2 separate regions of the Homo sapiens genome follow, and region 2 is linked to region 1. A link is a contact called in ENCODE Hi-C or POLR2A ChIA-PET data. All regions are on one chromosome and are shown on one strand. Each heading gives the region's core, a stretch centred on a gene start or an enhancer-like site at or near the end of the contact. The rest is flanking DNA. Distances are from core to core; before and after follow the strand shown. Region 1 holds the start of TAF12-DT (TAF12 divergent transcript). Region 2 holds the start of ZBTB8OS (zinc finger and BTB domain containing 8 opposite strand).

Region 1 (3,541 bases), core at 130-2,629:
GCATCTCATTTGCTACGCACAGAAGGGTACTGTATTAAAATTATGATCTAACTAACCATTGCCTCACTGTAATCCTAAGCCTCTTTGAACCTTAGCCTTCTTAAATGTAAAATAGGAGTTTTTAAAAGATGATCTTTTGGGACTCTTCCATCACTGACATTCTTTTATTTGAGATGCAGAGATCTGTGCTCATTCAGGGTTGAGTGGAATGGGATTTAAAGCACTTATCAAGTACATAACTGAGTTCCAACTGTTTTCAACTTCACATCTGATTCCCAAGAATGAAGCAGAAAATGAAGATGTTTGCATATGGGCTTCCTAGATTGAGTATCTGACACAAGAAAAGCTTGCCAAGAGCCAAGTAGGCAGTGCGAAGGAGAAGTTGTCTTCCCCTGAATACGTCCTTTATCTCTCTGGGTTCAGGGAATACTGTGAAAAAATGGATCACTAAATCTTTTCCAAACCCTTTCCCTTTACTTTGTAGGCTGATCTCATATCCATGGTCCCTTAGATCCAAGGCTTTTAGGAGCTTGGGTACTCACAGCCCTGTTCCGAGACTCAGGAACTCGGAGTCTCAAAGCCCGGATCCCGTCCCCAAAGAAGCCCCAGTCTTCACTGCCCGCTTCTGTTCCCTTCCAAACTCAAGTTTTCTCTGTCTGCTTCTGCCCCTCAGGAACCTAAGTCTTCGCTGCCCCGTTTCTGAATCCTTAGGAGCCCGGGTCTTCACTGTCCCGCTTCTGCCTCTTAGGAGCCCAAGTCCTCACCGCTCCACTTTTACCTCTCCGGAGCCTGTGTCTTCACGCCCCGTTCCTTTCTGACCCTTTCCTCGTAGGAGTGCGGGTCCTCATAATCCTGCTCCTCTCAGACCACTTTCCCTCAGATGCCGGAGAACTCGCATCCGTCCCCGTTCCCTAAGTCCCGTCTTAGAGCCCGGGTCCCCACAGCCGCGTCTTCTCCGAGCCTGATCCTCTCAGTCAGTCCCTTCCCAAGAGCCTGAATCCTCACAGCCCCGTCTCGTCCACAACCTGGTCCTTCGAACACTGACCCACTGTAGGTCTGGGTCCTGACTCCCTCCTCCCGCTCTTGTTCCTCAACTGCCAGGGCCCAAGACTCACAGGCAGCAGCGTCTATCTCCCCATGATATGCAGAGACTGCCCCAGTGAAGCGTTCGTCTCAGCAGCCGGTCCGACTGCGCGGCCCTCCCCGACTACTTCCGGCACCGCTCCCCGCCTCCAACCCGGAAACGCGCGGCTCTTCCGGCCGGCGGGCGCGCGCCTCGCTTGCGCAGGCGCAGACTGCCCTCCGACACGTGGTGGCGATATTGAGCTGTGTGTAGGTACACCCTGCAGCTTGCGCTTTTAACTGCTTGTGGTTGAGTGGCAGCATGAGCGAGCTCTGCGTATTCCAACCCGGCGTTAAGAATCCTTCACTAGCTTTTCTTCCCGACGCTGCTTATTTATCTATCGGTAGCATGACGGGTAATTGACGCCCTCGGATGGCTTTGAGGTCGCCATTTTTGGTTGGTGCCTTTGTCTTGGTGTCAGGACTGGGATATCATCTGGGACACATTACCCCACAGGTATCCTGTTGGACCTCAACGAGGAAGTTGGCAACAGAGGAACCAGGAGATGAGAGAGATCGGTTGGTTGTGCCTGTGAACTGGCAATTCAGTAGTAACAATTGAGTGCTTACTGTTTGCCGGGAATTGTGCTAATCCGCTTACCTCCGTTACGCCATTTAATCATTTAGAGGAGACCTGTGAGAGATTAAGCAAAGTTCTAGCTAATAAGTGCAGAGCCTCAGCTTGAACTCAGAACTCACTACTAAGCCAAAGCCTGTCCTGTAGCATTCTCTAATGCTTTCAGTTTTTCGGCTGTCAGATGCTTGGTGAGAACTGCTGTTATGTGGCTCACGCCTGTAATCCCAGCACTTTGGGAGGCCGAGGAGGGTGGATCACGAGGTCAAGAGTTCAAGACCAGTCTGGCCAAGATGGTGAAACCCCGTCTCTACTAAAAATACAAAAAATTAGCCGGGCGTGGTGGCATGCGCCTGTAATCGCAGCTACTCCGGAGGCTGACGCAGAGAACTGCTTAAACCTGGAGGGGCGGAGGTTGCAGTGAGCCGAGATCGCGCCACTGCACTCCAGCCTGGGCGACAGAGCGAGACTCTGTCTCAAAAAAAAAAAAAAGAGAACAGCTGTTATTTTTTACTGTATGCTGGAATGTTAGGCATGCAAGTAAGACCCAATTCCAGCATCTGTAAGGTTCACAGTAAGATGGAGAAGAACCCACAAACACACCAAAAATTGTATAAAGAGCTGTGACAGGCCAGAGTGAGCCACATAGAAATTAGGAAGAGGTGCCCAGATTGGTGCGGCATCCTGCCCTGTCTTTATATCTTCCTAATCCTCATCCTACCACGTTCCCAGTCCACCCTCTACACTGCCACCCAATCCAAATTCTCAGATTCAAGTCCTCATGAACATTGGGCTCTAAGCTGTATTCCTAGCCTTATTTCCTTGCCACTGCTCTCCATTCTTTTTAGGGTCCGGCATACCACTTTTTGTTGTTGAATGCCTATACATCTTTTTTAAGACCCAGGTTGAATGTATATACGTTCATTTGACAAGTGTTTGAGTCTCATTGTGTGACAAGCCTTTTGCTATGTGCTGAGTACATAACTGGTGGCTAAGACGGATGATCTCTGTCCTTAGAAAGTTTGCAACCTAGAGTGGGAAACAGACCATTAGCAACTGCACAAAAGGGTGATAGAAGAGAATACTGGAATAAGCCAGACTTATCTAGCTGGCTGATGGCCTGAGCCATGGTCTTCAGTAAGGAAAACACTTACTCAAGGACCAAGATGGCCAAGGTGGCTGGAGCTTTGGTAACCGGGAAAGACAATGAGTTTGGAGAGGTAGGCAGGGGTTTGTTATAGTCTGGACCTTTTAGCCTAGACTATGATGGGGACTTGAGATTATATTCAGTATGCAATGGGAAGGTGTTGGAAGAACGGTGAAATTATGGCGATTGTTAAATGATACAGGGTCTCACTCTGTCACCAGGGCTAGAGTGCAGTGGCACAATCATAGTTCACTACAGCCTCAAACTCCTGTGTTCAAGCGATCCTCCTCCACCTCAGCTTCCCAAGTAGATGAATTTTCTTTTTTTTTTTTTTGAGACGGAGTCTCGCTGTTTCACCCAGGCCGGACTGCAGTGGAGCTATCTCGGCTCACTGCAAGTTCCGCCTCCCAGGTTCATGCCATTCTCCTGCCTCAGCCTCCCAAGTAGCTGGGACTACAGGCGCCCGCCACCGCGCCCGGCTAATTTTTTGTATTTTTAGTAGAGATGGGGTTTCACCATGTTAGCCAGGATGGTCTCGATCTCCTGACCTCGTGATCCGCCTGCCTTGGCCTCCCAAAATGCTGGGATTACAGGCAGGAGCCACTGCGCCCGGCCTCTTCTTTTTTTTTTTTTTCTTTAAGAGATAAGGACTGGACACCCTGGCTCACGCCTGTAATCCCAGCACTTTGGGAGGCTGA
Region 2 (3,169 bases), core at 670-3,169, 4.0 Mb after region 1:
GAATTTCAAATCAATATATATGACCTATTAAAAATAATTTTTTTTTGAGATGGAGTCTGGCTCTGTCGCCCAGGCTGGAGTGCAGTGGTGCAATCTCGGCTCACTGCAACCTCCGCCTCCCAGGTTCAAGCGATTCTCCTGCCTCAGCCGCCCAAGCAGCTGGGATTACAGGCACCCACCACCATGCCTAGCTAATTTTTGTATTTTTAGTAGAGATGGGGTTTCACCATGTTGGCCAGGCCAGGCTGATCTCAAGCTCCTGACCTCAGGTGATCCACCCGCCTCAACCTCCCAAAGTGCTGGGATTACAGGCGTGAGCCACAGCACCAGGCCTTTTTTTTTTTTTTTTTTTTTTTGAGACAGTCTCACTCTGTTGCCCAGGCTGGAGTGCAGTGGTGTGATCTCGGCTCACTGCAGCCTCCACCCTCCTGGGTTCAAGCAATTCTCCTGCCTCAGCCTCCCGAGTAGCTGGGATTACAGGCGCCCACCATCATGCGCAGCTAATTTTTGTATTTTTAGTAGAGACGGGGTTTCACCATGTTGGCCAGGCTGGTCTGGAACTCCTGACCTCAGGTGATCCACCCACGTCAGTCTCGCAAAGTGCTGGGATTATAAGTGTGAGCCACCGCAAACGGCCTATAATATTTTAAAATTGTTTTTAAGTGAGAGAAGGGGATATGCTAGGAGGTATGCCAGCTCCAGAAAGCACATTGCCTAGAATACTATGGTAAATAAGTAGATTTTACAGAGAGGACAATGAGAAATTAATGAAAGATTTTAAGCAGATAAATAAAAGTCAGATTTGTGCTCCCCAAACCACAGCTACCTTTAGGGATGACAGCTTAACGTTTAATATAGAATTTAAGAGACAAAGATAGGTTATGTGATTTGCCTAAAGTCACTAAGCGAATAAATGGCAAAACCAGCTGGGCACTGCAGCGCGGGCTATGATCGCTCCATTGCACTCCAGCCTGGACGACAGAGCGAGACCCCATCTCTAAAAACACACACACACACACACACACACACACACACACATTTTTTTTTTTTTTTGAGACAGAGTTTCGCTCGTTGCCCAGGCTGGAGTGCAATGGGGCGATCTCGGCTCACCGCAACCTCCGCCTCCCGGGTTCAAGCGATTCTCCTGCCTCAGTCTCCCGAGTAGCTGGGATTACAGACATGCTCCACCACGCCCAGCTAATTTTGTATTTTTAGTAGAGACGGGGTTTTTCCATGTTGGTCAGGCTGATCTCGAACTTCCGACCTCAGGTGATCCGCCCGCCTCGGCCTCCCAAAGTGCTGGGATCACAGGCCTCAGCCACCGAGCCCGGCCTAAAATAATCATTTTTAAAAATCACAATCATAAATGGCAAAACCAGGTTTTTTGCTAATATGATCGAGGTGAAACATCAAGTTAGAAATCCCCTAATTAGCTTTCCGAGTCCTCTAACCTCGCACACTCTAATCTCACCGTTGGGAAATACATGGGGGTAACAACCCTGCAAACGCCTGAAAATATGGTTATCTTTAGAATTTACGAAGATAAATGTGATTAGGCACATGTGGAAGAAGTTCAAGAGACTGTAAATGAGGGAGGCCAGGTTTCGCGACTATTAAACCAGGTGGCTTTTTCCTTCAGCATCCCCAGGAGAAGTACGAACGCGACTACAACAGCCGGCACAAATGGGATCATGCCTGAAGTACCCATGGGGCACAGTAGAAAGAGCAGCAGGAAGCCGCGGGTAAGGAGAGGGGATGCCTGTGTGCTTACATGTAAAGAGAGAAGTAAGCCACCTACTCACACTCGTACTTCCTATTGACTGGCGGATACTTGGCCTTGATCGCCTTCTGTTCTTCAGTCAAATTGTAATCTCTAACATCTTCCTCTTCCTGCGCCATGACTGCAGGATTAGACACTCTACTTCCGCCCTTCATCCACCGGACTTCGGCCCGGAGTTACTACTTCCGCTCTAGACTCCGCCCCTTGGCGCACACCCTTAAAGGACCACACTCCTTTCTCGGAGTTGGCTGTTGACCTACTTTAGTCCCTACCCTGCCGCTTGGATCGCATATTTAAAAAGCCAAAACCCCATCTTCTGCGATTCCTTCATTACTAGTTCTTTCCAAAGACTAAGGAAAAACGTTGAAGGGCACCTTGAATGAAACCCGTCTGGGTCTGACTGGCGAGGTTCTTTCCCCCGCTTCACCCCCAAAATTGATAACTAGACCCGAAGGCATTCTAGATTTTTCATCTCAGTACTCTGAAAGGGTCGTAAGCTTAATAGCCTTCAAGAAAATGGCTGCCCTCTTGCCGCGGGAGTGTGCGGACCAAACCTCTCTCACGTGACCCTGACCGGGCGCAGTCCCGTCAACGCCGGCGCGCGCAATCGCTGGAAGTCGGCTCGGGGAGGCGTGGGGGGAGGGGCGGAGCGCGCGCCTCGGTCCCCGCGGAAAGCTACTCCGCGCGTCTGGATTGGTCGCGAACGCGGCTTCCCCGCCCATCCCGCCATTAGGAGCGCTCCCATTGGCTGATGTTGGCGCGAAGGTGCGCGAGTCAGCCCTCGCGCTGGGGGCGCAGGAAACAATAGAGGCCGCGCGCACAGAGCGAGCTCTTGCAGCCTCCCCGCCCCTCCCGCAACGCTCGACCCCAGGATTCCCCCGGCTCGCCTGCCCGCCATGGCCGACAAGGAAGGTGAGGGTGCCGGGGCCGACCCAGGAGGGCAGTGGGTGCCTGGGCTGAGCCGCGGCCTCGACATGGCCTAACAGTGAGGGCAGGCCCGAGTTTGCCGAGTGCAGTCCCCGGTACTGAAGGCGTGAAGAGGGAACTCCCCGCGGGGCGTGCTAACGGCTCGCCAGTTCCCTGGGACCGATTTCGGTCGCAGCTGGCGAAGCCAGCGGTGGGGCCCCCGGCCAGTGTTTGTTTCTCTTCCTGCCTCCGATATCGGTTTCTCGGCCTCTGTCCCGAGCGTGGGGACACCGCTTCCTACCCACAAGGCTCGGAGCTCGGGCCTCCTCGTCGGGCTTGTGAGTTTCGGCGCGCACGAGCGTGCTCCGAAGGCCTGGCTGGCCCCTTGGCCTGGAACGGGTAACGGAGTGTTTGGCGGGGATGGCCCGAGGAGTTTCGGCGCCGCGAAAGTGGAGAGTGTGGATGCCTCTGCCGTGGGGATTT

Evidence for each region. Hi-C counts contacts between places; a loop is a spot of excess contacts on that map. ChIA-PET counts read pairs that join two places held with the same protein, here RNA polymerase II (POLR2A). Pooled maps may share reads with other maps.
Region 2: a loop to region 1 is called in a map of naive thymus-derived CD4-positive, alpha-beta T cell, with 29 times the contacts of the local background. The contact joins the promoter of ZBTB8OS here to the promoter of TAF12-DT in region 1. A Hi-C loop is called at or near these places in 1 of 168 maps with a recorded cell type or tissue (naive thymus-derived CD4-positive, alpha-beta T cell) and 7 of 50 pooled maps. POLR2A ChIA-PET finds 5 or more read pairs at or near these places in 3 of 52 experiments (CD4-positive, alpha-beta T cell, H1 and activated CD4-positive, alpha-beta T cell).

Annotation. Positions count from the first base shown.
Region 1 is chr1:28,641,877-28,645,417 of GRCh38, forward strand. It overlaps TAF12-DT (TAF12 divergent transcript), which reads left to right and starts at 1,380. Exons shown (of 2, transcript NR_146730.1): 1 at 1,380-1,887. It overlaps TAF12 (TATA-box binding protein associated factor 12), which reads right to left and starts at 1,191. Exons shown (of 6, transcript NM_005644.4): 1 at 1,116-1,191. RefSeq lists a silencer at 2,741-3,035 and an enhancer at 3,243-3,541.
Region 2 is chr1:32,648,631-32,651,799 of GRCh38, forward strand. ZBTB8OS (zinc finger and BTB domain containing 8 opposite strand) reads right to left here and starts at 1,920. Exons shown (of 7, transcript NM_178547.5): 1 at 1,803-1,920. The coding sequence starts at 1,899. It overlaps RBBP4 (RB binding protein 4, chromatin remodeling factor), which reads left to right and starts at 2,578. Exons shown (of 12, transcript NM_005610.3): 1 at 2,578-2,692. The coding sequence starts at 2,677. RefSeq lists enhancers at 517-656, 1,790-2,377, 2,378-2,966, 3,127-3,169 and a silencer at 2,257-2,826.